Linked DNA regions of Mus musculus: region 2 is linked to region 1. The links are chromatin loops, found by intact Hi-C in ENCODE. Cell type or tissue: heart. All regions are shown on one strand. Links, peaks and the distances in the headings refer to the core of each region. The heading gives the core; the rest is flanking DNA. Region 1 overlaps Vps50 (VPS50 EARP/GARPII complex subunit). Region 2 overlaps Calcr (calcitonin receptor).

Region 1 (16,284 bases), core at 5,177-13,176:
GTTGGTGCTCTCCTTAAATTCCAAAGAATTCCAGAGAACTGGTGATAATATATCCATAATGTTTGTAAATGTAATGCTGACTCTGCAGAAAGTGTGAATTCTTAAGCCTCACACAGTTTACTGAATTATAGTAGGTTATATCTGTAGTTAGTTGGAGAAAAAAAATCTTTAGAACGTATACAAGAAACTACTGTATAAATAATAGTAATGTAAAGTTAACAGGTTTATGCAAATGTGTGGCCCTAATTATATATGTTTAAAGCTCAATTTATACATATATTATTATTGTGCTGTTGATGTATATTAAAGAGATGAAATTCTGATTTATGAAAATTTAATTTTATTTGGGTTCTCTCTCTCTCTCTCTCTCTCTCTCTCTCTGTCTCTCTGTCTCTGTGGCTCGATTGCTCACCATTTTGATTGTTCTTTGCAGAACGTTCACAGGGATGGGTGCCCTTAGTTAGCTGGCCTTATGTAGATGAGACCTGTGACTCATCGTTCCTCACTATGCTGGCTTCTGTTCATTCAGTTTTGTCAAACTGAATTGAGTGTTGTGGGCCAGGCACTATTCCAGCAGATTTGGGAGAGGCAACAATGAATAGAATAGACAGTGAGTGCTAAGGAAGACTTGGTGAGGGAAATGTTTCAGGGAAATGTTTGAGGAGAAGGAAATAAGGAGGCCTGGAAGGCTTGGTAATTTAAGTTCAATTATATCTGTAGATATGGGCTGGTCCTAGAAAGCTTCAGTGCAAAAATAATACAAAGGCCTGAGAGAAGTGAGTGGGTGAACTGGATTAGTGGATAACAGCAGAAGAACAAATTCAGGAACTATTACGGTCCACTGTAGGCAGACTACAGGGAATAAAGGAAATGGCCTTAGGAGATGATGTTAGGACGTAGGCAGGAAGCAGGTGACACTGAACTTTACAGGTCAGAGCATGCCTTGACTTTTGTTCTGAGTGGCCATTTTGGCCCGTTTTAGTAATATACTTAAGAAGGGAGAAAAAAAGAATAGAGACTCCAGAGACTGCTGCAGTGATCCCGGTGGTAGAGAGAATGGGCCTTCACCAGGATGCTAGTGGTGGACATGCACGGAGGCTGCGCCATTGTGGACCTGATGTAAATTCCCTCCTGTGTTGTGTAAAGAGTCAAGGGTGGCCCAATTTGGTTTAGCTCCTGTAGTTAGAAGAATAGATTTATCACTTTGTGATATGGAGAACCCTGGAGGAGCAGTGATTTCAGGGAAGAGGGTTTTAGACGGTTTTATATGAAGGCTGCTTAGATATTTAAGTAGAGACTTTGACAAATGGGTCCGAGTTTATGGGCAGGAATCTGAGGCATAGATAAACCTTCAGGAATTACAAGTCTATTGCAGCCAAACACAGATAGACTGGCAGACAGCATTGGCTGAAGTGAAGTGGAATGGCAGTAGATATATGAAAAGTCCAAACTGCTCTTTCCATTTAATATTAAGAGATGGATTTTGCAGAGCAGACTATGAAGGATCTGTCAGTGACGTATGAAGTCTGTAGCAGCCTGATGCTTAATAAATACTTACTGAATGAATACGGATAAAGAAGAAAGCATAAGAAAAGCAAGGATTTAAAATATGCTGTAGATCCGTCAGGTAGGACTTGAGTGAGAGTCAGCTTTGGGACTGAGCAGCCCAGGAGCCATGGGGACCTGGGAACAGCCCACTCTCCCTTCCTATCTCTCTCCTTCCATCCCTTCCTCTTTTCCCTTTCTCTTTCTCCCTCTCCTTAAAATTTTTCTTGTTTTTGTAGTTTATATTATATAAATTTATTTAATTTTTATTTGTATGTTTTCCCTGCATTCACTTCTCTGACATGATCCCCTGGAACTGTAGTCACAGACAGTAAGAGCTGCACTTGGGTACTGGGAGTTAAACCCAGGTCCTCGAGTGCTCTTAACTGTTGAGCCCTCTCTCCAGCCCAGACAACAACACTTCTTATGAAGTGGTGGGGAAGAAATTCTGGCTAGGTTGGGCTCAAGTCAACTATGTTGGGGAGAGAGATGAAGAGAAATTATAAAGACTCAAGTCTTTCTAAGATGAGAAGGGACAAATAGCTGCAAAGGTCATTTTGTCCTAATAGGACAAAATTACTAATTTCATAAAAGGAGCAAAAGGTTCATTATAGCTGTACTCGAAGTATCTTTATTGTTGATTGATTTGGACTGGAGAAATGGCTCAGCCATTTAGGCTACTAGGCTCACAACCAGAAGTATAAGAAAGTACAAAGGCAGCTTTATTGATGCTGAATTTTATATACATTTAAGTTGGGGGAAATTGTAAACAAAAATTAGAAAAGAGTATTAGATAGTGGATATGATATTGACAAATGTTTTGTTTAAAAAATGCAGAGCACCACAGTAACAGAGGTAAACTTGTGCCTCAGATGAGAATAGCAGAAATTTGAGTTCATATTTAGTAAGAACTTAAAAAACTGGCAATGAAAGGGTTAACAGCCTGTAGTCTTAAATTACAGTTGTATGCCAGATATATGTGGAGACATGTAGGTCCTTATTTTCATTTCTATAATGTTAAAAGAAAAACCGTTTCTCTATGATCTAATAGTTCTGAGTATAAGGGTTAAAAGTCAAGAGATGCTTGCAAGCTAGCCGGTTCTGCTTTGGTCCCTCACAGGTACTGTCCCTTTCATTCTTTATAATGTTCTTTATAATTTTTAGTTCTCACCATGGTTAGGGTCTGTCACACAGGTCTGTCACACAGGAAGGGTAGATCGATTGTGCAAGGCCACAGGAGAGTTAGGGAACAAACCAGGAAGTCTGTTCTGGAGTTCACTCCATTCTATTGGCTCCTGACATCGTACTCCCAACTTTTATTATTCTTTGTATACTTGGCAGAAATCTGTTGATAATTGTGTAATATTATAGAGGTGAAATCTTCTTTTAGATACTGGTTTATATCACACTTATATTCTGGCATTTATGGAAAGAGAAAATAAACATGCTATATGCATTCAAGGACTTCTGTCCAATAAATTATACCTTTAAAACGTGTTTAAAGACATGCTAACTACATGTTGAAAGTGGCATCTAAGTAATAGTATCATTTGAAGTAATTGAAAACTTTTACTTTCCTATGAGTGCATAGTTCTGTATAGTATATGTATATGGAGTTTTATTTGTCTAAATCAGCTTTGCTCTTTGTGATGCTTCATATGAGTTGCCATGAGAAACCCAGGATAGGATGAGCCAACACACCCTCCATTGCAAGGCACACTAGACTGCAGTAGATGTTATCCCAGTAAGAATTCCTGGAAACTGCAGTCTGCCGTCAGTTGCATGCTCCCGTGAAAACACAGTGCTGAGTAGTTGGAGATTGGAGCCTGAACAACAACTTATACCCAGTAATTTACTTTGTTATTTTTTTTTTAAATTTTTGGTGTCTGTTTTGTTTGGGAACTTTGCTAGCCATTGGGCATTTAAAAGCAAATAACACTTGCTTTCTCCTTTCCTTGAGACTTACAGTGTGAAAGAAGTATGTGCACTTCATATTTAAATTTTCACTGATTTGGCTGAGAAATTGTTTTGAAAATGTCTAGCTGTGTTTCTGAAGCATGAACAGTCTTCTGAGTCCCCCGATGTGTGAGTGACAGTGCAAACCCAGCCCCAACCCAGAAGAGCCTACCTGTTAGGTGCATGGTAGGCCCTGGACCTTTAAATCTTCCCTGGGTGCTGTTAGTAGACACAATGCTTAGCTATGTTTGGAAGTACTGTGTACCTTGAAGCATAGAGCTTTTAAGAAAACTCCTCAAGCTGGCATGGTGGCGCACGCCTTTAATCCCAGCACTTGGGAGGCAGAGGCAGGCGGATTTCTGAGTTCGAGGCCAGCCTGGTCTGCAGAGTGAGTTCCAGGATAGCCAGGGCTACACAGAGAAACCCTGTCTCCAAAAAAAAAAAAAAAAAAAAAAAGGAAAGAAAGAAAGAGAAAACTCCTCTGGTGGGATGTTGGTTTTAGGTGTTTGGAGATGGGAGGGAGAGTAAAAACAGGAAAGAAGGACGGGTGGGCTGGATAACCTGGAAATAGTGGTAGAAAAATGCTGTTATAAACTTGTAGATGTGACCAGTGCTATCATTTCATAGAAATATAAGCAGTCCTATAGCACACTATGTCTTTTGGTGACTAAAGACCTCAAAGAGTCAGTAGGAGACTCCTGAAGGGCAGTCGGATGTTCCAGCTGCTTTCCCGTACAGACTAATGTCAGCTCTTTAAATAGCATGTTTTCTAAGATGGGGCTTTAAAATGAAGTTTAGATTCTTCCTGTCTCCTAGGTATCGCTGGTATTATGTAAGGGTTCCCAAACCCCCCTGTGATGTGCATACAGGACTGCTGGAGAGCAGTGAGATAGGGCTTTAAGTCTTACCCTAGACAGACAGCAGGGACTGACTGTGTTAGTGACAAATGATCAGGATTAACAGAGGGCTTACTTATGTTTTAATTAACACCTTAAAAGTTTTGAACTAGATCAGTTGGCGAGTGTATTTTTTATCTATATATCATAATATTATGGCTTGCTCAAATCCCTTTTGTCAGGTGAATTTATTAGTGATTTAAATAAAAGTATGTTTTTGGAAAGCTTTGTAAGTTTTCTTTCTTTTTGTTTTAAAGTTGTGGTTAAGATAGACCTCTCCTTTTCTGCTGACAGTGACACATAATATTCTTTTATTTTAAAAGACTCCAAACGCATTCTTACTTGACTTCATAGCAGACCGTATGTGTTAAGCGACATTTGTTCTTAAAATGCATGGTCTCTGTATTTTGAAGCAGGAGAATCTCATTTCAAAACTATCATGTCTGATTGACTAGGTGTGCTCTATCTTTTTATAGTTCTTTAGCACAATTAAATTGTGTTTTTCTCTATCTCTTTTTTTCAAGGGTCTGAAGAGCCCTCCGGAGAGCCTCAATGATCTTGGTGCCTTTGAGAGCCTTCGGGTCCCTGGAAAGGTATTGATCTACATGTGTGGTTGGCGTTTCATGTCCCCAAGAACAGACTTCCTGCCCCTGGGTACTAATTGCTTCTCTGTGAAGTGCTGCTTCCCACAGCAGGTGGTTGCTGTGATAAGCTAAATGATTCTTTTGCTTTCATTGTGTGGGGATGCAGTATGATTCACCAGGAAAGCAAAAACTGCAAAATTAATAAAGGTAGGGTTTATTATATCTAATTCTTTGCTTGAGAACAGATATATATGTATATTTCTACTTACCTTTTTTTTTTTTTTTGCTGTAATTTGAAGACGTCAAGTAAAATAATTTATTACCCACTTTTTCATGCCGTAGCATTCCAAACCCCAAAGTATATTTAATTATGTTTTTCCTTTGGTCAGGGAATTTTGATAAACAAGTGAGAACCACCTTATAATAAGTCTGCTATATTTCAGATTTTAGTCCCCTAATATTCCTGCGAGCATCTCAGTTTACAAGTTTCATGCATGCCACTTGAAAGCTAGCTGGCTTTCCCCTGGAGAACCGTCAGCTGTTGTTAACCCTGCTGCCACTGGTTGTGGGTTGCCGCTGCTGCTGAGAGCGTGGTATGAATCACAGCTCTGCCACACATAAAGGCTTTCAGATGATTTTAATTTGAGGATTATGGCGGGGGGTGGGGTTTTGCCTTTTTATTTTTTTTAAACAGCTGGGGACTGAACCCAGTGTTTCAGATTAGTGAAAGCATGTTTTAAAAATGAAAAATACTAATTTGAAATGAGCATTTAAGAATAACCCTTTCATTTACTATAAAAGTAGTTTATGTGAAGCACAGAAAACAGTACCTGGTAAAATATTACATGCTACCTAGGCATGCTTACCAGGCAACTGTTCTGTAGGTGAATTAACCCCCAGTCCCTGAGCACCGTAATTAAAAGTACGTCTCGGTTTGCTGTGTCTGGCATCCCCACACAAGAAGCTTTCTTTTCCCTTCTAGAAATTTCTTTTTACATATTTTCATATCTTTATTTTTATTATATGGGGTTATATAAAGGGCATTTTCATACAACTTTATACTGTACTTGGATCACATTTCTCTTCATACTTCATTATCTGCCCACTCTGAGCCCTCACCCTCCTTAGTAGTCCCTTTGTTAGCTTCTGCTTTCATGTCATTTGTATGCACCTGGTTTTATGTATTTATAGCGTCTAGGACCTGTAAATGAGAGAGAATATACCACGATTGTCTTTGAGACTGAGTTCCTTGCTTAATATGATGATTATGTCTATATTTCTGTAAATTACATAATGGCTGGAGAAAATTCTATTATGTAGAAAAGCACATTTCCTTCCTTCATTCCTCGTTGTTGGAAACCTCTGCTGGTGTCCTAGCTTAGCTACAGTACTCGAGTCCCATTGCAGTAAGCCCTGGTGTACAGTGTATGGGGCCTGGTTGCCAGGAGTCTTGTGGGCAGATGCACAGGGATTGTACATGGGATGCCGTGGATGGCCAGTGTTTAGTTAATCACTGATGGGCTGGTTTCCATTCCCAGCAGCAGTTTACATCCTTGTCAGCGTAAGTGCTGTTTCCTTAATGCAGGGTTTTCCTTGCTCCATTATCTGAGGCTCCTCACACCCCAGTGTCAGTTCCTACCTCTTTCAGACACTTTCACCAGTGAAGGAAGTTTTATACTTACTGCTCAATCTTCATGTGAGTTCAGTATAATAAAGTACTAACAATCCTTTTGCATGAAGTAGTTCAGACAAAGACTTAGTTATTGCGACACACACACTCTATCTTATTAAATGGATGTGGAACAGTTAGGAAATAAGGACTAACCATCCATCCTAACTGATAAAAAAGTTGTCTTTATCTATGTGGTGGATTAAAAAGATGTTTATACACTGTGGACATACCTTAAATTTGAATGTATTACATGTTTTAGAATCAGTGTCAGGTTGATGAGGGAATTTCATTAAAAATACATGAATTTCTTGATAGGAATGGTCTGTTGTCTTTAAACCCCAAGACCTGGTGTTTTTGTGATAGTGGTGGCAGTGGATTTATAAGTCATTCTTATGGACTCTTTACTGGTAGAGTGTATAGTCTGGGGGTCAGAAGATCACCAAGTGAAAGTGGTCCAGGGGACTGTTATGTCCTTGTCAGACTGCAGTGGTCTTTTGGGCACATACTGAGGAGTTTCTAGGTTGTAAAGTAATGAATAGAAAGTGGTGCTTGTGGGCTGAGCTGCAGCTAGCCTTATGATATGAACGCTCCCAAGAGCCTCATGTTTATTTGTTCTCTGCTAACTGGCAGCTTCACAAGAACTAGGGGCTGTAGGGCGGCTGCTATCTCTCCAAGCAGATCTACACACACAAGAGTCGTGCAGTCCAGGGTGGTGATGCTCCAGCTGGTAGATTTGAGTTTGGTGTGAGTTGGGCTCACAGTCACTACTGAGTGGGGCAGAGTGCATGCGCTCTTAACTTAACCACATATAGTAAGTGATTTCTATACTGTTGCTTTAAAATTAATGTGTGGAGCTTAGTGCTTGATCAATTGAAATTTGCTGTCTTCAAAAACTGATCTTAAGTTTTTCAGATAGTGAAAGCATTTTTAAAAATGGAAACTACTAATTTGAAATGAGTATTTTAAAATAACCCCTTTGTTTACTATAAAAGTAGCATGTGAGATGCACAGAAAATATTCTAGAAATACTTTACAAATTCTAGAAAAATATTACAGAAACTCCCAGCATTGTGAAGGATGACATTTTCTTCTTGTAGTCTCCCTGTGAATTTTAGTAACAGTTTTGAAAATTGACTATATGGTAGACATGCTGTAGAACTGGCAGCTGCGCAGTGAAAAGGCAAGGATGTCCCCCAGGCTGCAGCTTTGCTCCTGTAACATTCACATGGGGGTGGCTGTAAATTAGGACAAGACCTTGAAGGACAGAGGTGACAAGATGACCTCAGCCAGGCTGAGCTGCTTCATCTGAAGTGTCTCCTGCTGTTGTGGTACCACAGAGCTATATGCATTGGAGATGGTTTTGAAACTTGGATTATGAATTCAGTAATCTATCTGTGTCCTGCACAAACATCATGACCAAGAAAACAAGTTGGGGAGGAAAGGGTTTATTCGGCTTACACTTCCATACTGCTGTTCATCACCAAAGGAAGTCAGGACTGGAACTCAAGCAGGTCAGGAAGCAGGAGCTGATGCAGAGGCCATGGAGGGATGGTCTTTACTGGCTTGCTTCCCCTGGCTTGCTCAGCCTGCTCTCTTATAAAACCCAAGACTACCAGCCCAGAGAGGGTCCCACCCACAAGGGGCCTTCCCCCTTGATCACTAATTGAGAAAATGCCTTACAGTTGGATCTCATGGAGGCATTTCCCCAACTGAAGCTCCTTTCTCTGTGATACCCCCAGCTGTGTCAAGTTGGCACAAAACTAGCCAGTACAATCTGTTACATGGAAACACAGTATAATTATTACTAGGGTTAAAGCTATTCGGTGGTGGCTTAAGATGAATATGCTATTTATTCTACTTAAGCCATTTCAATGCTGTGAAGAAACATTTAAATACTTCCACCTAATGCGTTACCACACTCAGCAGTATATAGGTAGAACACTGAAAATAATCCCTTCTGCTCAAGAATGAGTTCATTTTTTTTCTTTTTAATGCTGGTAACATTATGAACCCCAAAGTATATTTATGTTTTTCCTTTGGGCAGAAAATTAGAATAACAAATGAAACTCACCTTACATTGTCTGATAGATTTTAATCCCCTAAAATTCTCGGGAACATCCCAGTTTACAAGTTTAATGCATGAGTACTTTTCTTTTTTCTTTGTCATAATATCTTTCTCATTGGAAGAAGGAACTGTAAAGTGGAAGACAGACTTGGATTAGCTTGAGTTGTGATATTGGAAGGCTCTACAGTAAGCCAGTGTATGTGGGAGTGGGTTATTAGGCTGGATCACACTGTGGCTAGTTAGGTTAAAAAGGATTAATATTTGCAATTTCCATGCTGGTTCAGCTCCCTAGGAAAACGAGGGCGGGGAAGAGGAGAACGGTTTGTCTGTCGAGCTGTCTGATGAGCCAGAGGCTCTTGTTTTATTTTTTATTATTTTAATTGTATATTTTGAGACTAGTGTAAGGTCTAAGGAGAAACCTTGGACATCATATGCATGGCGCTGGAGACCAAGGAGTGGTTCAAAAGCAGGGTCCTAGATCTGATGAGGAAAGGTGAGGGGTGTCTGTCTGTGTTTGTTACACAGGGGTGAAGTCCTGGCTGCTGATTAAGAAGACACATTCATGACGTGGAGAAACAGAGAAGCTGTATGTTTGAGGGACGTTTAGAAAGCAGAATCCAAAAAAAAGGGGGGGGGGGAAGAAAAGAAAAGAAAGCAGAGTCCAAGATTCAGGGTTTGCTAGATATGAACAGGGAAAGCCCAAGAAGCCCCGAGGCTGGAGGGGCTGCGATGCTCCTCTCAGCATAGACCTTGTTCTTCTAAGCGGATCTAAGAGCCGAGAAAACACAGGGAGGGCGCGCATGGCACTTTACTGTCTGACTCCCTGAATGTGCTGTGTGCTCTCCAGTATTAGCATCCCAGTAGTGGCAGACAGTGTGTCATGGAAGCTGAGCATTATTTTTAAAGAGAGTTTAAAAGTTTTAAGGTTTCCAATGTTATTATCGTCAATGTTTTTCATACAGTAAATACATGAAAATATGTTAAAATCCCAGACTTGGGTTTACATTTTAACAAAAGAAATTGATACGAATATTTGGCAAAGGGTCAAGAAAAAAATTTATGACTTCTGATTTTTGTGATTTATAAGTAGATCAATGTAGTACATTTCTATGGTTGAAATCAGTTTTTATTCATTACTTACTTTTTCCATAAAGTGATTAAAATGTTTTTATTACCTAATCTTATTTCAGGTATGGGTTAAAATAGTCATACTTTAATATCCCTTGCACAAGTGTTCATAAATCATTTACTTGTAGCCTTCTTTCAAATTGTAATGTAACCAGTACTCCACTAGATGGCACTTTAAACCTGATGAAAACAGGGTAGGCATTTACAGCCTGCTTTACTTACACAGAAACAAACTGAGAAAGCCGCTACATTTCATAGATTGTTATTGTTGTTCTAGTGGGAATATAAGAAATGTACCATTTTTCCACGTAATCAGACATATGGCAGTTCATTATAATCTTATGTGGTACATGGTTTGAGGGACCTGAGATCTGAGAATAGGTTTGCATTATATAATTAGTTTGAATTGTTTCTTTTGGAAGTAGATCAACCCTATATCTATTTGTTCAGTGATTTATGACTTTAATAATACTGATCAAATATTGAAAACCATATATTTTTTCTTGTTCACTGTATATAGATTTTGGCAACTAAATTTATTAATTTTTTGCTTTCAATTAGGGCTCTAACAGGATGTTAGCTTTACGAGACCACAGCAGTTGTAACTGTCATTTCTGCCCTGCCATCTTGACTGATGAAAAGATGCTAACAGTTAAAACACACACAAGACAAGAGAGCAGACAGGAAATGTATGCTTAGAGGAACAAAATCTCTCCTCCTCATCCTTCTAACACACTCAGTCTGTCTGTCTCTCTGTCTCTGTCTATCTGTCTCTCTTAGCTTCCTGCCCTCTAGGTAGAGAATCAAGCATGTGTAAACTGTGATCTAATATGAGAGACGTTGGGGTTCCAGGATTTATTCTATTAATTTTCTGCAGTTTTGATAGTGACCTATGAACTGAGGGATTCATGTCAGTTTGCATTATATAATTAGTTTGAATAGCTACCTAAAATTGAGTGCTATGTGTATAAGGTGCTGTTTGTGCTGACTTTAGTTGTGAGGGGGGCAGTTACAACTAGTTACTTATGGATTAGGTTTTGGGCTCAATCAGTATGGAGTTTTGGATAATTTGAAATTACCAAAATGCAAAGCTTGTAGTTGTTTTATTTTTTCCTTAAACACAGATGAATTCCCTAAGAAGTGACCCTGTGATGTGAAATTGTTTTTTAAAATGACCATTTCGTTCCTTAGAAACCGTAAATATCTTGGAAATGTTCTCCTCACATCCTTCATTTGAGGGCTTGCTTTGTTTTATGGATTTGAATCCCCATAAAACCTTTTGTTTTTATGTTGAGATTAAAAGTAGCCCGGCTAAAGCAGAAATACTGACTGAAATATCTGTTACGAATCTTTTTCTTCACTTCTCATAAAGCTACATCCGCAGTCTACGTTTTCTGTGTGTTTGTTCCTGTAGCGTTATCTACCTCCGAGATAATCGAATGGAGGAGCAGCTAGGTGGTAATGTAGTCAATGTGCTGCGTGTGAGACCGGGAAATAGCCTCTAAACAGCAAGTTCCCTGCCAGGTTGCTCAAATAAGCCAGGCTGCTTTATTCCCTTAATAAAATATTGAACATCGATGCTTACTTTTGATACTGTGTCTGGTACAATGGCATATGTTATTTACTTTCATTAGAGGAAAACATAATTCTAACACCTATACATGTATGTATGTCTGTACATACCCGTGGTTTACAAGTCCCAATTGTTGCCTTGCTTCTTATGGCTTCCTAGTGTTTTCATGCCATGTTTTTGTTTTTCAAATCAAGGCTCTTTATTGCTTGATTCTGCATCACAATTTCATAATTGCATTTTGTTCTGGTCCTCGCTTTAAACTTGGATTTCTCTGTGTTCTTCTGTCTTCTGAATTTCTCTTTCCTCCCTGGGGTTGAGAGCACTTGTGCGCTGGTCTTTTGTCTCCTTTCTTCCCTCCGCTCTGCTGGCCTTGCTGTTTATTTGTTCATCAGGCTCTTTAGTCACTGCTGGAGGGCAAGGCCGATTTTTACTCAGCCCTGGCTGTGCTGTGGAGGAGAGTTTTACATGTGGAGAATAAAATCAACATTTGCTCCATGCGGCTCCACTGACCGAGGGTCGGTATCAGAGCCTGTGAAGCAGGCTATCAAGCCTAAGTGATGGCACCGTGGGCCCAAGTGTTCTTGTGCTTTCTCGGCTTTCGTTTCCTCTGTCTGCAGTTGGATCCACGACTTTGTCTCTTTCCAGCTTTAACTATGAGATGCGTTGATGTACATTTTCTGTATTTTAGTGACTGACCGTTTTGTTGCATTTTTATAGCATTTACTTGTTGGCAAATTAGTTTTGGATTTTCACATTTTAAAGAGCTTTTACAGTGCACTAATCTTAATACTCATTTAATTATACTCTGTAACTATAAAATAAATCCTTAAATACTTCATTAATAATATAACAGTTGGCAAGACTGAACTGTTTATTTCAAAATTTACCTGACCTATCTCATTATTGTAACCTCTTTTTTCTTAACATGTTTTAATATGCCGTAAAGGGTTTTATTTGGATCTAGTTTTTTCTGTTTGCCTTAAAATTTTTATAGGGAGTCTTTTGTTCATTTTGTATATAAAATATCTCATACTTATGAACTACCCTGTTGATTCTATTTTAGATACAGAATTGCATATTTTTGTACATCTCTAATGCTAGGCAGTGAGTTTTTAACTCTAGCAAAATTATGCAACAGTTATATTAAAATATGCAGTGTAGCTGTTTGTGTTTATTTTTCTCATTTACATACAGAAAATACTCTTACATTTTTGTGATTTCTCATTAATAGAAGCATTATGAGTTTATGGACCATGGTGCTTACCACAACTGTCTTTGTCTCATATTTCTTTTGACTATCCCTCCCTGTTAAATTACAGAATGCCCTGTAATTGTTCCTGGAGTGCTGTGGATCTGGGCACTGCACAGCATCACGATGTAGTTCCCAGTGTGGCTGGGACTAAGCAGGCGGCCTGCTGAGGGAGGAAGTGTGTAGGGAGGGATGAGGTGGAAGGAAGCAGTGCCTGGCAGGCTGCACATGCAGCAGCTGCAAGAGACACAGTCTCTTCCAAGCAGTATGAATGAGCTCAGATGTGCATTTCACAGAGAAGTCACTAGATGGGCTGGAAGGAGGGCTGTTTTATTGGGATGCAGTGATGTATCAGGGTATCTGGGTCCACAAAAGTGTTAACGGGAGAAAGACCACTGTCACAAATCATCAAGGCCAAACTAATTAAAGCAAGCAATTAGTTAAAGCAAGCTTTTTTATTTGTGTACACAAGCTGCCTCCTCCTAAGGTGGGGATTGAGAGGTCAGACTTGGGTGTGAGGAAGACAAGGGTTTGTTTGTTTGTTTGTTTGTTTATGTATATAGCGCAGGGTTTCTAAATCAAGGATTTGGTGGGTTACTAGAACAGAACATAAGCATAGCATGTTAGCCATAAGGGCCTGCTGAAACAGAGACATGATTACAAGTGGTCGTGACAACAGGTAGTCATAGCAGGGTAGCCATAACAACCCTTTTGAAACCAAGTTAGGGTTGCAAGATGGTAATTAATTTTTGAAACAAAGTTATGATTGCCATTCCTGGACCGGGCAGAAGGGAGCCATTTGTAGTTATGGTTACAAGGAGGGTATAGCCGCATCCTTGAGAAACAGAGTTTTAATCATAAACTGGAATGCACTTAGTGTGTCTTTACTATAAGATGGCTTTTAAGCCTAAGGTTGAGGCATGCTGGTTGTTGAGAGGCCCTCACTGTATGCTCTGCCTTTTCCTGCCTTGCTCCATTTGTCTCTGCCCTTCACTTAGGATTGTCCCATTAGAGTATGAAGTGCTCCATGTTGGTTCCTCGTGCTCTCGGATGCTGACTGAATAGATCTCTAGGAAGGACTGGCATCTGACCTTTGTATGCTTACACAGATTGTAATGGTTTTATAAACCCATCATATTTTTGAAATGTACATTTGTGAGATTTTTAAATGAAATCACATTTTCCCTTTGGCAATTTTAATAACTTTAAAGCGGATGAAAAAATAGGTTTGAAGAGGCTAAATCAAATTTCCAAGGTTGTAGAGATGCAACTAAAGCTGGAGTGTCTTTGCCTTCAGGTCAGCCCGCCTGTCCTGGGTTGCAGGAGAGCATCAACATGCTGTTGTGTGCTGTAATGTGCTAGTTACACCCTGAAGATGAGAGGGTCGCTTGATCATTGCACGCCTTTGAGGTTTTGGACTTAGCTAGCTACAAATGATAGTTTCCAATTTAGTAACGTTCAACATTTCTTTTTGAATGGTACCAACTGCATTTATTTGATTGTGGTGCTTAGGTGACATCACACTCTTGAAACTTGTATTTGAGATGCCAGTGCCTTTTTAAGGGAAGGAGGTTTATGAGAAAACTCTGAGTTCTCTTTCTAGTTCATCCTTCTCACTTTATATTTGCATTTAATGGGTGGAGGCTGCCTGTCTTCCACAGGTGGTGTGGGTTTCACCACCCCACAAGTTGAGCACCTACTGTCCGTGGTGCTAAGTGGATAACTTCCTTTTCCCATCCCCTGCTGCTCCAGGAGTGCTGTTCTCATTGTGTCAATGGTAGGGGGTTTTGTTGTTGTTGTTGTTATTTATTTATTTATTTATTTATTTGGTTGGTTGGTTATGTGTGTGTTCAGGTCCATGTACACGGTCACTTGGGTATATAGAGTCCAGAGGCCATTCTTCAGGAGCCCTCCACCGTATTTTTGAGACTAGATCTCTCACTTATGCCTTGGATTGTAGGCTGGACAAGATGGCTAGAGAGCCCAAGAACTAGCCTGTCTCTACCTCCCCATTGCTGAGATTACTGGAGCAAACTCACGTCCTGTGGGTTCTGGGAATTAAATTGAACTTCCCAGGCTTATGAAGAAGACAACTGAGCCATTGCCAGGCCCAGGATGCTGTACTCATGCTATACTCATGGTACCTATCACATCATACTGTTATCCAGAATACTCATGTCTTTGCCCCTTTCTGTTAGGATATTTTGTAAATTGAGTTTGATGTACAGGGTTGACTTTTTTTTTTTTAAATGCCTGTGTTCTCTTGTTGAATACTTTAAAATTCAAATGTTATCTTGTTCTTTTAAGTTTCAACATAGTATTCTGACACATTTAGCTTGAATTTACAATAGGAGTTAATTCTATAGTTTATAATTTTAAAAATATAAATTATGGTTAAAAGATATCAAAGCAAGTTATTTTTTAATAAATAAAATGACCTCAATAAGTCATAGAACATCACTCTATGTTCTAGTTGGCTGATACATTTTGTGATAATTTTGTTATTTATTTAGTGATGATTTGAGCTGATGAGATGGGTCAGTGGATAAAGGCACTTACCACAAATGCTGACATGAGTTAGATCTCTGGGGCCCACATGGTGGAAGGAGGGAACCAACTTCTGCATGGAGTTTCCTGTCCTGCACATGTATGCCACAGTGCACCCTCCAAACAAGTCAATAAGCTTAGTGCTGCTTTATTAAAATGTTTGCTAAGCATTACACTAATGATTATAAGGATTTTAAATAACTGCTTCTTTTTTATACTTAAATATATTTGATACTAACTTTGGAGAGAGGAATGGCTACGTTGTTCTATGTTTATAACAGCTGAGGGGCTCCTGGCAGTTGATAGCTATTGGGAGGAGGATTCATTTTCCTTAAGAGTATAGCACAGGCTCTTCAGAAAGCACACATCTAAGCGTATTTGTGCAACACAAATTGGATGGGATGGGTTTAAAATATAAAGCGATTACAAAGTTGGACAGATGAGAAAGAATTCGATGGGTCTGGAAGGAGTTGGGAGAACACTGAATGGGATTAAAGCACATTATATGGAATTCTCAAAGAACTAATTAAAAATAGCATTTTTTGTTTTGCTGTTGTTAAGACTGGGTCTTTGGTTTTTCTTAGAGACTTACTGGATAGCTCAGGCTGACCTTAACCTCAAGAGCTTCCTGCCTCAGCCTCCCAAATTTTAGAATTATCAGCATTTGTACCATACCTATCTTAGTGTAGTATCATTTTGATTAGCCAGTGTGGGAAGAAGTAGATATCTAAGTTGAGATTTTTCTAGTTAACCAAGGGATTGTCAAATAATACAATGAAATTGCATAGTGTAAAGACAGTAATATTAGGGATAGGCATCTGTCTGTCACGTTTCTTTAGACGAAATGCATGGAAGCCCATTCTGTGCTTTGGGAACAAAGACTTTGTTTGGTACACAGTCAGAATTGCATCGTTCATACACTTTGGAGGAGCATCATAGAATACAGGATGCAACTTGTAAACCTGTTCTTGAGCTGGATGCTTAGCTCCCCTTTCTCTGTGGTTCCTACCAGAGTCAGATGCTCGCTGCACAGTTCCAGTACTGGCTGTGTTCCAGGGGTCATTGAGAC
Region 2 (16,284 bases), core at 3,329-11,328, 240 kb after region 1:
GTGGACTACGAATTAAATGATAATATTGCAACATTAAATGCTGAGGTTTGGGAAATGGGAGTTGGGGGATGGGTAGAGTTGTTGCCTTCCGTCTCCCTAAGTGGCTTTTCAAGGGTCATTTGAGCAAAACCCTAATTTCTGTGGCAATTGCAATTGAGTTTTGTTGGTGTAGACCAAAAATGCTAATTAGTTTTAGAGGATTTGAGGAGCATGTAGTTCAACTTTGAAGTAGGTGAGTTTTCAGTTCAATGCAAAAAACCTCAACATGAGTAGATGGGATAGGAAAACAGATGAGCCATAGACGGTCCACCCTCCTGGGTGCTTGGCAGGTAATGCCCCCGGTCAACAGGACTGCAAATAATTTTTGCCTTTGGTATAATTGGAATTATACCAAGTGTCAAGGCTGTGAAATAAAAGATCCTGTGTGGTATGGGCTGAGACCTAGTACAAAGTTCATCTTGACTCATATACCTTTTCCCCTTTTGATTTTACTGAAACAATGTATGTCTTTTCTTTACATCAACTTAAAGCAAAATTGAAGACTATTGTCTACTAGCAGTTAACTTAAGCATGTATTGAAATCTCTTTTCTTGTTTACTTAAAACAACTTAATGTATTCAAAATTTAAAAAATAAACTCAAATGTGAAGAGATCTCTAAAGAAAATATATGCTTCTATATTGTATTGAAGTTATATACTGAGAATCTGGTTAATAGGAATTAGGATTTTCCCATAAATCAATGTAATTCAACATCACTTTTCTTATTCACCATTGATCAGGAAAGATTCAATGGAGAATTTTTCAATATTGGTATTGAAAGTTCATTTTCATTAGTGAAAATGAGCAGTGTTGTGACATTAACACTCATTGTCATCGTATAAACACTAAAATAGATGAGCTGTGTTTTCAGTGTATAACTTGTAACACATGACTGCCATGCAAATTCACTCCACTGGGCTGAACAATAGATACAAATTGGATTTATAAGCTCCAGAATCACAAAATCAAATTATAGCTTTGTGAATGAAATACCAAACTAAGCACTGAATAATTTTTTTTTTAGATCAAAGAGCATGAGAATTGAAATCAAGGGCTTAAAGCTGGAGGGGGCAAGTCATCCCTACATTTGTCATTTTATTTGTATTTTTTCTGGTTAAAGATGTATTTATACTTATAACAGCTAATAATAACATTTAGAGGATTTCTTCCTTTAATATTTTGGGAAAATTAAAATTAAAGAACACATAGGATATGTTACAAATACAGACAACTAGGAAAGCAAATGGAAAACAGAGAATTTACAAAACTTAAGACCAAAATGTTAACTATAATAGTAGACACGTTTGGAATATATTCTCCTCTTAACACAGAGTAACCTTTTCATTTTATTAAAACTTAATATACTGCTATATTGATATGAAAATAAACAAAAATGGTACAGAAGTGAGTGAAGTAAGAAAAATTATCTGACATCAAACAAAAACAAAGAAAAGTTTAAAACTTTGAAATTAAATGATATCTACACTTTGAGGTAAGGTTAGTTGTTACAATTAAAAAGCAATAGAGTTAAATATAGTAAGTAATCTCGACAAATACGCAATTAAGGTATATTTATTACATTAATTTATGTGTCCCATTCACTGTGAGGGTAGTTGGAAAACTGTATGCAGATTTTTCCTCCATTCGTTCTGTGTGTGTGTGTGTGTGTGTGTGTGTGTGTGCGCGCGCGCTCCCATGCACACATATATTCTTATTAATTTTGGCCATTTTTGGAAAACATTTATGGATATTTTATGTAGTGGTGTGGGCAAAAGTTTGTCCTATTCATATAATTGAGATTTTGTTTATGCATTTGTTGATGGATATGTCTGTGATCTAACAGAAGAGTTTATATGTTTGTAGTCAACCATGCCAGTCTGGTGTATGAATCCCCCATTCTTTTCTATCTCTTGGGATGGTCTAAGCCCTCAGGAACCTTCCTCCAACTCTGCTAGATGAGTTCTTTATTTGGAAGCTGGAGCGGGATTTGAGCCTGCGCTGTGGTGGAGCCTAATGACCATTTCCTTAGAGTCAGACTTGGCTGGGGGAGCTTTGACAAATCTTCCCACAGCCGTCCTCCAACTGCTAAGCAGCAAAGATATTTATGTCACAGCGCGTCTCCACACCTGCGGTCAAGGATTTCATGCTGCTCAGGGCTCATTTCATGCGGAGCAGGAGGAAGGGCGCTGAAGCAGCTTTCCCAGGCTGAATATGAGCTCATCTTTCCTGCGAGCTGTCCCACACTTCCCTCAGACCACAAGAGGGGCGGAAAACAGGCAGCAGAGTACAACCAACCGCCTGCACTTTTCCCCTTGTGATGCTGCATCGGGCACAGAAGGATATACTACTATAGTATAACTGGTAGAAAGAAAAGAAAGCACACACAAACACACACTCAGGAGATTATTGGTGTACTCTGTAACCCCGAGACCCCATGCACAGGGCATTTCTGTTGATAGTTTTATCAGGACCGAAAGAACCTATTTGGTTCTTTATTAAAACATCTAGCCGGGCGTAGTGGCGCAAGCCTTTAATCCCAGCACTAGGGAGGCAGAGGCAGGTGGATTTCTGAGTTTGAGACCAGCCTGGTCTACAAAGTGAGTTCCAGGACAGCCAGGGCTAAACAGAGAAACCCTGCCCCCCCCACCCAAAAGAAACATGTATGTGTTTAATAAAACGTGTATATGTCCCCTCTCTTTTGGGAGCATTTTCAGACTCCTGCTGGCTGGAGAGGAGTGTTTTTGTTAAATTAAGATTTAGGAGGGAAAGATGACTTAAATGGTGTGCATTGAAAGAATTTAAACAGACAATGTAAAAACAGATGCAAAAGATACAACAAAGTAAATTTGCTAAGTGGCTGAACTAAACAGAAATTAAATCCAGCATGTCCTACTGCTGGGGTGTATTTATTGAGAAATCCAGGTCAAAGAGCATCAGCTTGCTGAACTTGTGTGGTGCTTGCCAGTGAAATGACGGGTGCCCCATTGTTGGGACAGCTGATGTTTAGGCTGGCAAGAATCCTGAGAACATGTTTTAAAAAAGACCCTCTGCTGGCAAAAGGCATAGAGATGACTTCATGGGACTTCTGAGTCTAGAATTTCTTTGCTTTTATTACCGATTATTTTTGCTGGATTTTTTATTTTTTGACGCAGTGTTTTTAACTTTAAAACTTAAAAAAAAATCTAAACAAAAATAACTGTCTACTTCCTGAAGTCACACTGGAGTGGGCTGCTGTTCTAACAGTGGCCTCATCTCACCCCTCATTCGATGTCTGACAAGGGTGTTGCTGGAGTTAAAACAGCAAGCACCGTCCTCACCGCACTCTGTGTTTGGGCCACAACTTTGGGTCTGGAAGGAGACCCAAAGTGAGTGTCTCCTCACCAACTAAGCATGTAAAATGGCAACACCCACTACCAAACATTTAACAGTTTAACTGGTTTAATTCCGATGCTGTAAATGCATATATAGAGAGTGAGTGTAAGCACTGAAACAAATATTCGTTTTTAGAAATGTTTGGCCATAATACCTTTGGAAATGTCATTATATTTTCAGGGGAGCATTAGCTCACACACTTTAACAAAGACTCTCCTTACAGTAGTATGTTCATGATAGATAAACACCCTCTGGTCTTATTGTATGGGTTGTCCTGCCTATTCAGAAATAGTGGTAGAGCTCCTAAAACTTCTAGAGATGTTATAGGTGTAAGTAGGCAGATTGGAATGAGAATTTCAGCCTGCAAAGCGTACCTAGCAGCACCCAGCGAGAAGACATTAGATGATCATTTCATAGAGCTCACTTGTCTTTGAAATCCATGGCGTTCATCACGCCCGACATAGGATTTCAATTTACTGTGTGCCAACTGCTGGGCAAAGAAAGCTCTTATGGCTATTTGAAAAAAATAAATGAAAAGTATTGCATAAATGATATTTTAATTATCACACATACTAATATAATATAATAATGCTAATACTTTTATGGTTTTGGACCTTAAGAAACCAAAACCTTAAATTTCAGAAGCAAAATATTTTATGTGGATATTTTTATGTTATTTTTTTTCCCTCATGAAACATGATACCAACTTTCCTTCAGTAAAGAACTTGAGGAGAGGTAAGATTACAGGCAGAGAGGCAGAGGAGTTGAGAGGCAGAGAGCTCCTCGTATCACCCAGGTTGTCTAGGTAGTGTTTGAATGAGAACAGGGCGCCACATCAGGACCTAGTCCCAGGGAGGATGTATTACACTTGGGAAATCATTCTTCATATTCACAAGAAACAGCTGGTCCTAGTAAAATCATGGGACAGAGTCAGGTTTTTCTGTACATCCTGACTTGTTTCTATGAGATGTTTTCAGACATTCCATCTCATTAAAGGACTCAGAACATGAACGAGGGGCTGTTGTTTCAAGACAAGAATTTGTGGAGCTGTCCTGATGGCGGAGTCTGTAAACAAATGTTTAGTCTATTCAAGGACCTATTTCTCAGAGTTGAGGATGTTCCTATCTCTGGATGTCCCCAACCCTGTTCACTTCAAATGAGTCCAACTCTGCAAATGTTAGCTAGCGTGGAGGGCACATGAATAATTTTGCTGAGAGTTAGCTGATACCAGGTCTCCATTTCTGTGTTTTGTTTTGTTTTCTGAATATTTGTCACTTCAGAACTTTTCAGGGGGCAAAAAAGCCAACTGTCATTGGGTATCTTCCTTCAGTGTTCTTGACTTTTATCTTTTGAGGCTGTATCTCCCACTGAACCTGATGCTTGCCATTCTGGCTAGGCTGGGTAGCCAGAGAACCCCAGAGCCCTCCTGTTTTCTTTCCCAATATTCTGGGGTTGCCAATGAATCTTACTGAGCCAGATTTCTAAGTAGGTGCTGGGGATCCGAGCCCAGATCCTCAGCCTGTGCTGCTCTACTGAGCCATTTTCCAGCCCCCCCTTTTTTTTTTGTTTTTTTGAGACAGGGTTTCTCTGTATAGACCTGGCTGCCCTGGAACTCACTCTGTAGACCAGGCCGGCCTTGAACTCAGAAATCCACCTGCCTCTGCCTCCCAAGTGCTGGGATTAAAAGTGTGTGCCACCACCGCCCGGCCAGCCCCTTCTTTTTTGATAGCTATGGGCAGTATCTCACTTTTCAGGTGATTCTCATGATTATCAATTCTGTACCCCCTTCCACTAGGGAAATAGAGAGAGAAAAGGATATAGGACTTTTTGAGTAGTCTTAATTTGTAAACTGATTCAAATAGCCAGTTTCAGAGGATGACCCTAGTAAACATAATGGTACTCTTGTGCTACAAATGAGGCCCTTGTTTTTCATAGAAAGTTCCCTAAGAGAATTTTTGGGTAAGATTTATGGTCAGGGTTAGAACCCAAATGAGAACTAAGAGTCTGCTTTCAGAATCCACCCAGTCCATCTGGATATAGAACCCAAGTGTAGCTCAAGGACTTGATGAAGTCCTTACAAAGCAGAGACCATGGAAAGCAAAGGCACTTAAGTGCCGTGTTTGTAACTAACATGTGATGTGTAGGCGGTGAGCAGTGTTTGGGCAAGAATATTCAAAGGGCTTTAAACTAAGTGAGGAGGCTTTTCACTCCCAGTCCCTCAATGTCTGATCTTCTGGAGAGATCAGCTTCACAGGTAAATGCAGAAATTTACTCCTGAACAGTGGCAAAGCTTGTCCCTTGCTCTGTTTTCAGTAAATATCACAAAGGCAAAAATGTAAGGCAAGATCCTTTTGTTTTTCTCAGTATAGGGCATTTAATTGTTGTTTACAGTTTACTACTATAAGATGCTATTTTCCTTCCACAGATCAATTAGCAGACAGAACTATCAATGTAATCAATAGGATATTTTTGAATTATATTGCAAGCAATCATTTCCATTTGGATTAATCTCTCTCTCTCTCTCTCTCTCTCTCTCTCTCTCTCTCTCTCTGACAAACACACACACACACACACACACACACACAGAGGGATGGGGGAGATGACAAAGTACCGACAAGACATATTGAAATAGCTGCAAAGTACTTAACTTTAATCTGATTTGTCCAAATGACTGGTGGATCTGAGCTCCCCAGTGTCTGCTGTGCTATGACTGTGGCTCAGATGCACGGGAGATACCAGTGACACTGGCGACAACCAATTCTACAGCCCAATCTTGGTTTTGCAAATTTCCAAAAAGTTTACTTAAAAAGTGTGTAATATTTAAAGACCCATTTTCTAGTTTTATATGCTTTTTCTTATATCTGAGCAAAAAAAAAAAAAAAGACACAAATGGTGTAAATCGTTGAAGCAACAAGGCATAAGTGGATCTCAAATTAGCATATAGACCCCCAAAGAGAGGATGCATGAATTCAAAATTACTTGATCCTAAAAGATATTTTCAAGAGTAAAGTTAATACCCTGAGTATATATTTAAACAGTTGAGATATGAAGCAGCTCCCTCCTGAGTCTCTGAGCCAAGTTTAAGGGTATATTTCTTTGAACACAAAGGCCACTGAGTGTTAATATTGTGCCACCTACTGGACAGCCTGTTGGCTCCTACAAAACATACTCACAGCATGGAAATGTGTATTTTACCCACAAGGCTTCAGCAGAGGTGAACCATATGATCAAAACACTCTGGACATTTTGATAACACGTTCTGCTCCTTTTACTATTGAAGGCCAAAATTGTTACTAATGAGATTCATGTATTCAGAGTCAATACTAAAACGTTCAAACAACAAGAACACTAACAATGCAACTTCCTTCATTGGGTTTTTCTGCGTCTGGCACTTTAGATTGATTCTCTAGTCACTATAGCAGATTGATTTATAGGCACTGGGGCTAATGTGAGGAGCAGTTAACAAAAATTTGTGGGAATATCTCAGCTACTATCACCTGACACTTTGGGAAAACATGTCATGGGTTTTTTTTTTTTTTTTTTTTTTTTTTGGTCATGGGTTGTTTTATTTGGGGGGGGGGTGTTATGTCTCCTGTACAGTAGGAATAGAAAATTACACATCCTCTGTGCACACAGAGAACACAAATGAGAAAACATCCCAATGTCAGTAAACAAGTAAAATATTTATTATTACTAATAGAAAAAGGCCACTAATTTAAATATTTATACTAATAAAAAAAAAGTCAGTATTAAAAAATATTCAGAGCATAGACAGACCTGACTTCTGCAGACCCAGTTAAGGCTAAGTGATGCTGGCCAATGTTAATTTGCCTCCCAGTGTTTTAATCCCCCCTACAGGCTGACTCTTGTCTAATTTACAAAACAAATGGCTGTGGAGTTGCACAAGGCAAGACACTCTTCTCAAGTCCTCAGATTTAGCAGGTTCTTAGTAGAGATTATAAGTGGCACCCATTAAACTCCACAGGAATGTACACACGCATGCTTTAAAATTAACCAAGTTTAAGAGGCCATCTTTGTGAACTGTTCTGTTACATTTCAATCCACCTGGCTCGGAGTATAGTTAATCATGTTTGCTTTACATGTTCTGTCTGTATATTATATATGATGGCTCAAGGAGACACATTTGTGCTCCAAGATCAAATGGGAATGATACCTATGCAGGACAGTCTACCACTCCATATGACTGTGGCCACAACCGGTCTTCTTGTGTGCACTTATTCTCACTGAGCCTAGAGGTGGTTTCCGTGTCCTACTCAAAGCAGGGCTGTAGCTTAGAAAATTACTGAAAATGAATCAAAAGAAGATGAAAAAGGAGGAGGAGGAAGAAGGGAGGAGGAGGGAGTGAGGAAAGAAAGACAGAAAGAAAGAAAGAAAGAAAGAAAAACAGAAAGAAAGACAGAAAGAAGGAAGGAAGAAAGGATAAACTGACCATTTTTGCTTTTATTATGTTATCTGTGTTAGATTGTTCAAGAAGTTTGCATCTTAATGCCAATTTTGAAATTTGCCAAGGTCAAAAGGTAAACCTGTATATGGTTTTTTTTTTTTTTTTTTTTTTTTTTTTGGCATAGTGTGAGTTTTTCATGTGGGTTTGACAAATTCCCATGAGAATTTGCTTCAAGGCTTTGTGTTGGTTTTGGCATATAAAAAGATGTACCATTTAATAAACCATTGTGAAAGTTGGTGTGCAAATTGTGCTTTATTTGAAATATTCTTTTTATTTGAAGCTCTATTTACTCAACAATCTATTGATCTGGAACTCATGCATCCTAACAGCACCTGGCAGATGTTCTCAACACTTTCTCGGAGGCCTGAATATTTTTTTATTTTATAGATTTAGACGCACTCTGGATATACAAGTCTTTCTAAAAGAGAGTGAGTCTAGATGGGAGGGAAGCAAGTGAGAAAGGAGTTAGAAGGGACATGATTAAAGGTGATGCTCCTAATGTCAAATTTCATTTTCAGTTGACAAAAAAGAATCTTAACCCTAAAGAGGTGCTGGTGGAGGAACTAGAACAGAATCACAGGGCTCAGCATGCATCAGTAGCTGGTTGGCAAAAAACTTAAGACCAATCAGCAATATCGGCCCTAGTTGAAGCAAGGCACTTTTTCAGAAGGAAGTCCCCTCTTCAGGGATAGAATAATTGCAAAATCATAAAGACAGAGTCAGTAACTGTCCCGTTCGCCAAGCCATGTGTGTGACCTATGTGTGTGCGGGTCATTCTCACGTGGTGAATTCTATCAGGAATGTTTAGTCATTTGCCCTGCATTGATCAGCCAGAGCCTTTTGCAGACATGATAATCTGGAGAGTCAGCACCACAGAATGAGAGGAAACTGAGGCACAAAAAATGTTAAAGTGCTTGCATTAGGCCATCATCAGTAAGTAGTGTGGTATGTTTGACCTTAGAATATCTGACACCAGAGTCCCTGTGAATAACTACTGCATCAAAGCAGCCTGGTGATTCTGGAGATTCTAGGCCATCTCCCTAGGACTTAACAGGTGATATGGATTTCTATATAAGCAAGGTCTGACTGAATAAAACAGAGCTCCTTTGTCAGAACTCTACATGGGGTGAGGAATTCCATAGAGAAACAGAAGGTGCTCAGAAGGGAATTTTGGCTGCATCAGGTTGCAGCCATGTTCATGATGCAAAATAGAGCAGGCCCAGTTAGCTCAGGCCTCTGAGGGAGTATGAGGAAGCTACTGGACGGTTGACTCATTATCCTTGAGCTGCCTTTGAGGAGGGAAAAGCAGGTCCTCACACTCCTGGGCTCACTGGAAATAGCCAGGATAGAGTAAGCTGGTACCTCAGAATAAATTTGACAGGATTTATGTGAAAAGTCACTTATGGAATGGAAACTCAAAGCAACACATTGAATGCCTGCCTGTGTTGAAGTTGTTTGCAAATCCTTTCAAACAATTGTCAAAGGGAAGATATTGAATGCCAAACTTTGCAAATCATTTTTTTGATGTAGGCAAGTAACAAAATAAAAATGGCAGTGATTACAAGCATATCACGGTGCTTATCAAGTTGATTAAAACAGGTAGAAACAACAATAAAATATGTTCTGAAATAGTGTCTTTAAAAATGGGTCTTTACAAGTAAGAATTTGATGGTGAGAAATCTCACCTTGGGCTGCCTGGTAAATAGATGGAGCTTATCATAGTTTTACTCTGTTTTAAATTTCAATTAAAACATCCATTTCCCGCTGTGGTCTTTTTTCAACAGTGTGAAAAGGAAAAAAAATTACCTTTAATGGGGAGGAAGCATACAGATAGGAGGGGAGGAGTGTAGTAAGGAAGGCTTCCTGGATCCACTAGTTAGTTGCAAGTTAACGCTATACTGAAGGATATTTGAATTTGGTTGCCTAGAGCAAGACTGCTTTAAAATAGCAAAGGAGGCATGGATAAAGAAAATGGGAATGGGGTTTTACTCTCAGTGCTTTGCTGTTAATATGGAAGTACACCTAGATCTGCAGGGCATGGATGTCCCAGCTGAGAGACAGGAAGGGCATTCTGAGCCTCCAGGGACCCAGTTATGTGCATTTACCTGCAGTGGCCTTGTAGTTCCAAAGAGGGAGGCCATAAAGTCTCTTCTATTTCACTTTTAATGATGGCAGGGAGGCATGGGCAAAATACCCAGGCACTTGAAAAAGCATTTTGAGTACTTCCACTCACTACTTTTAATGGAAAAAAGTTAATCTCTGAAGAAATATGTTGATCTATAGGCGTAAATACTTTAAAGCCGTTTTCATAAATTTGTCTAACTGGAAATGTCAGAATTATCTCCCACTGGCTTGCTCACACTTCTCACCGGTGGCTTTCTCTTGGGTAATACTGACTTTTCCTTGCAAACTCAGTCTTGTACTATCCCTATCTGGGGGTTGACATCCCATGTGACAATTTCTCTGCTGCAACCTTGCATCCCAAATCAGAAGAAGATATAAAACGTAATTAGTAACTATTAAGATTCTATGTTCAGGATACTCATTCTCGCAACCCAGGGTATATCCATATGACCTTGCTCTAAATACATTAGGAGCAGCTATTTAAGTTCCAGATGTCTAATGAACTCTGAGCGAGAAATGGAATGCTACATTAAGAGAAAAACAAGCCCTGTAGAAGAAAGGAAAAGGAATTGGTTTCCTTCCTCATTTGTTTCTTCTGGGGACTAAGTCACAGCCTACTTCTGCTTTCTCTTTACAAAGGCAGAAACCTTCTGTTCTTTAGCATTAGGGTGAAAGCAACGCGTCTAAGGAAGCAGTGCGTGCAATTATCTCTAATATTCTACCAGCAAAGTTATGCTGTAATCTAGATGTGCTGGGTGACTGTACAGGATAATTAATAGACTTGGAATAGAGTAAGAATAAGAGTAAAAGTGGTTGTACAGGATAATTAAAAGACTTGGAATAGAGTAAAAATGGTTGGTATAAATATATCCAGCTTTGCTTTACCAATCCTGTTCATGGAACAAAATTTCTGTGACTAATTGGTTATTATTAAATGCCTAGGCCATGAGGTTGTCTCATTGTCTGACTAGTTCTTAACTTAGTTAACTAATTGAACTCTTCTATATCTATCTTTTGGTAAGTTACCTCTACTTAAGTACTTAAGTCCTTAACACCATCACCTAAGTTTTAGCTCATGTTGGAATCTGTGCTGTGCTCCCCCCATTCTATATGAGGGTCAAAATAATAATAAAGAATATATAAGTTGTCAGAGGTTTAATTCAGTGGCAGAGTACAATACTGATATATATTTGACTATAGGTTTGCTACCCACTACAACAGAAAATTGGGAGAGAGAGAGAGAGAGAGAAAGAGAGAGAGAGAGAGAGAGAGATTCACTCCTGTGTGATTCCTGCATGTTTGATAATTTCCCCCTGTATTATATAAAATCTATGTAAGACTTCACTTTGAAATTTTATTTTCCTTACAGAAATCTGTGCATAAGGAAAGCCAAGCACTAGGTTCTAAAGATGGAGCCCCAGCTGCTGGAGTAGTGCTGCTTTACACAGTAGTAAATGTCTATTAAACGAAAGGGCAGAGACACTGCTTGATGCGTGTATATGGTGTTCAGCTGGAGTTCAGGTGTTTTGTATATGGAGAGGGTTGTTCTATGAGAGTAGATTAGACAAGGCTGGCGACAGCCTTCCCTTAAATGTCTTTTAAAACTAGAAAGTGTATATATGTATATTTTACAAAGGCCAGAAGCTTACAGTTTAAGAATTAATGCTATTTTCTCCCATTGTTCCAAGTATGAGGCAGAAGGCACGGGACTGACAAATTTTTAATGAGTGTTTTTAAAAATAATTATCAGCCATTTTGAGTGTCATTAGATTTAAATGGGATATTATTGTTCTACAAAAGGAAGACTATGTTTCTAGAACAAAGCTCAGTCCTTTATAGAAAAAGGTCTTAGTAGTTACGGAAACTCTTAACATTGTCTTTGAGCTTCTCATTTTGCTACTAGACAGTGAAACTCTGCCATGTGTTTGTAAACAACTCTTTTCGATTAAAAGCCACATGGGATCCTGAAAAGCTACACACTCAGCACCAAGCAGACATGATCAAGCATAGACTCTGTGTTCAGTAGGAGTATAGGACAGTGATTAAGACTATAGTGTGCTGTTCATATCTGCCCCTACCTCTAGTTATAGGACCTTTTTTTTTTTTTCTAAGTTTCCCCACCTCCTGAAGTTCACTGGGAATAATAAAAACATCTGTGACAACTGTGTGAAGAAAATGGGAGTAATTCTTCCAAGAACTGTCAGAGTAAGCCTTTGTGTCACTGAAAAATGATTGTACTGGCATATTAGAATTAGCATCTTAATTCTAATTTCTTCTTATAGACTTCTTCCCCTTCTCTGGTTTTCAGTCCTTATCATTATGAACCGGAGGCAAAAATGTCTCATTCTTGGGCTAGTGTGCAATCTAAATGAGATAATGTGTATGCATATTCTGTCTGGCAAATATACATCTGAAATTGAGTAATAGTATGCTTTGTCTGTTTTGGAACTCTGTTTAGACATAAGAGAAATAAAACTAATGAGTACATTAATATAAACTATAAATCGCAGCCTCCCCCCCACCCGATGTTCACATTTCCAGGAGCTTGTCTGCTTGTCTAGCCTCCCCAGTGTTGCTTTGTCTCCCACACACCTCCTCCCCATCTGTCACCACTGTGGATAAGTCTGAAGCCACACCTTTTTCTTACTAAGATTATATCTTGCAAGCTAGAAGTTTCTGGACAGTGATGGAATAAGACAGAGAGGGAAATTCTCCTGTATTATTGTGAGCTTGACTTCTTAATAATGACCTAATAATCTTCAAATTCCCGAGGAAGCTAGATAATTTGACTTAAAGTAAGTTCTACCTCAATGGTTTTTCTCTTACTGTTCTAAAATTCATCTGTACCATTAGAGAAAAAAAGTTGTAGATTAAACATGATTTACACTAGAATGTAAGACATGTGTAAGACAAGCAAATGGAAGGGGTGAAATTAATGTAAATGTAGATATAGCAAATAAACAAACACAGACATAATTAATAAAAACCACTTACAGAAGACTGAATAGCCTGAATGCACTCGAAGGACTTACACACAGTTTCCTTTGGGCTTCAGGATGGACAGTCCCACTCCTGTTGGCCCCTCCCCCTGTTTGCCCAAGTACACAGAGTACCAAGGTAGTCATCAGATAGGGAAATGTCCAGGGAACATGGAAATGAGCTGTCATGTTCCAAAATAGAGCTTGGAAAGTTTATCATCTCTGAGTGAATAGGAAAATTGACATTTTTAGACTAATTAAAATTCGATGTGTTTTCATTTGCCATTTTGGGCTCATACATTTATTTTCCCCTCCACACCATTAAAACCACAGATACCATGGGTTTCTGACTAGCTCTCATGGAAAGAGGCAAAATGTAGTTTTGGGATTCTTTTTAAGGTCCAGTTAAGAGTTGTGTTGAATATTTCTAATGGAAAATTTGAAATAATAAGTCAACTTGTTTGCAGTATGATCTTGATTTTTTTTTTAATGAATGAAATTGTCAACTTGGAGAGCACACTTTTCCCTGGTAAAGCTCAGTTTGCAGTGGAATACTATAAACCTGGGTATAAGCATGACAGCTTCAGAGAAAGATATTTACAATAAGGAAACCCTTTATTATTTCTATATATTTTCTAAGACAGAAATCCATGGATCTGCTGCTTCAAGACATGCAAAATACAAAGCGAGAGATATTTTTCATTAAGAGAATGAACTTTGGCCGTCAGAAATGTAATAGTAAGTACATGTCTCTTTTCTGATTTACTTACACTCTGGACCTCCTTGGAGTCATTTTCAAATCCTCTGTGTAGTAGCCCTGCTCCCTCGGTTTCTTCTCCTCTGGAAGGCGCTCTAATGGCACTTACCTTAGGTGGATGCTGCAAATATCAAATGTATTAAAATCAGTGAAAAGCACACAACATTAGTGGCTCATAGTAAGTTCTATGTAAGTGGTAGATATGTTTTTCATGATTATTTTTACTGATATGTTTTACAAAATACTGATATGTATACAAAATGCATATCTTTATACTTATATATGCATATAAATATATGCATTTTGTATACATGGTTGCTTACAAGTTCTTAATTAGTTCTCAAGTCATTCTTAAGTTTTGAGAACCTACCATTTACAGGTTAGCTATAATGATATAATCTGTTCTTCTTTTAGTTAGCTTTACACTGAATATTAAGTCTTTAATATCTTTAGCTGCAGTATAAAGATAACATTTTGGAATTAATATTCAAAATTATTACACAAAGAGATCATCATTATTGCTGGTAATTTTTTTTTTTCCTGAAGAGAGTTAAGTGCAGTTTAATCCTACATGTAGAAAGCAAGATTTGTGGGTATGGAGCAAAAAAGTAGTAGATTTGAGCTTGCAGGAGTATCAAAAGAGACAGAAAGAGAGACTCTGGGGTGGTTCAAGCAAAGGGGCTTTTTCTTAAGAAGGTATATATATGGCCCACATGGCATTACTGTGCACATTTTAAGTACTGGGTGTGCCAGGATAATAGATGGAACAACCAAGATAGACTACTCCTGTCATGTGTTCCATTCTTCTCTCATCCATGAGTACAGTGGTACATGAGGCTTTCTGTAAATGCTCATGGCTCCCAGTAACCTTGTCTGCTCTTTGGAGAGAGCACTGGGCAGGGAGTCATAAGGATGGGGTTGCCCTGGCAGAAGGTGGTAACCTTCTGCTGGGCTGAACTGTGACACTTCTGTGGTTTCTTTCTTAATGAAAGCATTGGGTTCCTGATCTTAATAAAGGTAAAATATGAATTACCCGGAAAACATATGGCATCACCTTAAAGGCAAAAGTGCTATTTTAACGAATTAAAATGCGGCTCAATGAGTTCATAACATTCAAAATGGACATCAAGCTGCTGCTCCTCAAATGTGCCTAGATATTAATATTTCAGTAGCTAGAAAGAAAAGCCAAGTTTCTCCCTGACCTTCTATTCACTCAGATAACATTTCCAATTTGTAAGAATATATATTTTCCTCATGGGATACAATAAAATTATTTTAATTTTCAATGGGAAAAGAAGCAACCTAGTAAATTCTTATTTTTTCCTGAATTGGCCCCCAAGCTATGATCATTTGCTTCGTTGGGGTTTTGCCTTAATGCCATCTTTGCAGTCTGTGTGATGTTAGGAATGAAAAAGTGTTCTAATATTGTCCTGACCTTTTAGCCTTGTAGTAGGCCCAGGCAAAAAGGTGCTGAAGCAATTTGCATTACTGTGTGTTCTGTGCCAAGAACGTCTCTGAATCTTGGAGTAAAGAGGCTCCATCCAAATGCCCACAAAGAGCAATATTTACTCAAGACTCTCGTATGCCTGCCTGGAATCCTACCTGTCCCACATAGCATAGAAAATCGTTACACTGAAAGTTGGATTAATTAACGTATGAGTTGAGTCAGTTTAAAATTAAATTTGGCAGCAATAAAATTTGTCTTTCCTTTACCTGTGTTTCCTGAGATGACTTCATAAAAAATCACTCTAGAAAGAAAATCTTAAATAGCCAAGCTTTTCTTTAGGAATCACTATTATTATTAAATGGATATTTTCTCCATTCTATCTATAGGATAACCAGTAATTATCTTTGAGCTCCAGGGAAGGATAAATGGAGCTTTTATGTTTCGTGGCCATCAAATTGCTGTGTTAATAATTATTAAATTAATTTGATGACTCTTTAAAAGAGGAATTGGTCAAATAACAAAAACTTAAAATTATAAATCAATATTACATTTTACATTTGGTTATTGTGAAAAAATGTCTGCTTATATATTTAGGCATCTAGAACATTCCCTTAGGTGGGGCTTGTGCTATTCCAAACTGTGCCAAAAGGTTGGACTTTGGGGATAAGGGCAGTCACAGCTCCTGTAGGCCCCGTGGGTGGGAATGCCAGTTGTCTGTCATGCCTGTGGAGAGGGGCTCCTTATTTCATCTGTTACAGAGGCTTGACCATCTATGATGATTAATATTCTAATTATAGGATTTTTAAAAGGTCTTCAAGTTACCATCAAATGCCATTAATTGGAGTAGCAGAGAGAAGGAGATCAATCAATCGTAGGTTTGAACTGTCGCTCTGCCACATTCAGAAAGCCATGAATTTTCTCATGTTTCTAATCCTGCTTTCTCATTGATGGATTGGGTTTGATAGTACCTTATAAGGACACAGGATACTATAATAGCCTCCTGAAAAGTGACTGAGTAGTGCTGTATGCAGCATACATTAGGCCCCTATGAATTGTTGCTGCCTTTGTTGTTATTTTGTTGTGTATCCTAAATCAGGAGGT

The links. Hi-C counts contacts between places; a loop is a spot of excess contacts. Peaks named below come from ENCODE experiments on the same cell type or tissue, not always from the same donor. Only the 100,000 strongest peaks of a DNase experiment are listed, where the experiment ranks them.
Region 2: it touches region 1 in a loop (12-fold over the local background); 16 of 42 quality-filtered maps call a loop at or near these places.

The regions. Positions count from the first base shown.
Region 1 is chr6:3,499,948-3,516,231 of GRCm38, forward strand. Vps50 (VPS50 EARP/GARPII complex subunit) reads left to right here. Exons shown (of 28, transcript NM_024260.5): 2 at 4,922-4,990. Among named protein-coding and RNA genes, the nearest start is that of Vps50, 9.7 kb to the left of the region's middle. In heart, for the core only: a CTCF peak has its summit at 10,020 (motif pointing right); no DNase peak of the experiment used is centred there; H3K27ac peaks cover 426 bases.
Region 2 is chr6:3,739,203-3,755,486 of GRCm38, forward strand. It overlaps Calcr (calcitonin receptor), which reads right to left. Exons shown (of 16, transcript NM_001377018.1): 3 at 13,750-13,857. The coding sequence starts at 13,772. Among named protein-coding and RNA genes, the nearest start is that of Calcr, 16 kb to the right of the region's middle. In heart, for the core only: a CTCF peak has its summit at 6,548 (motif pointing left); no DNase peak of the experiment used is centred there.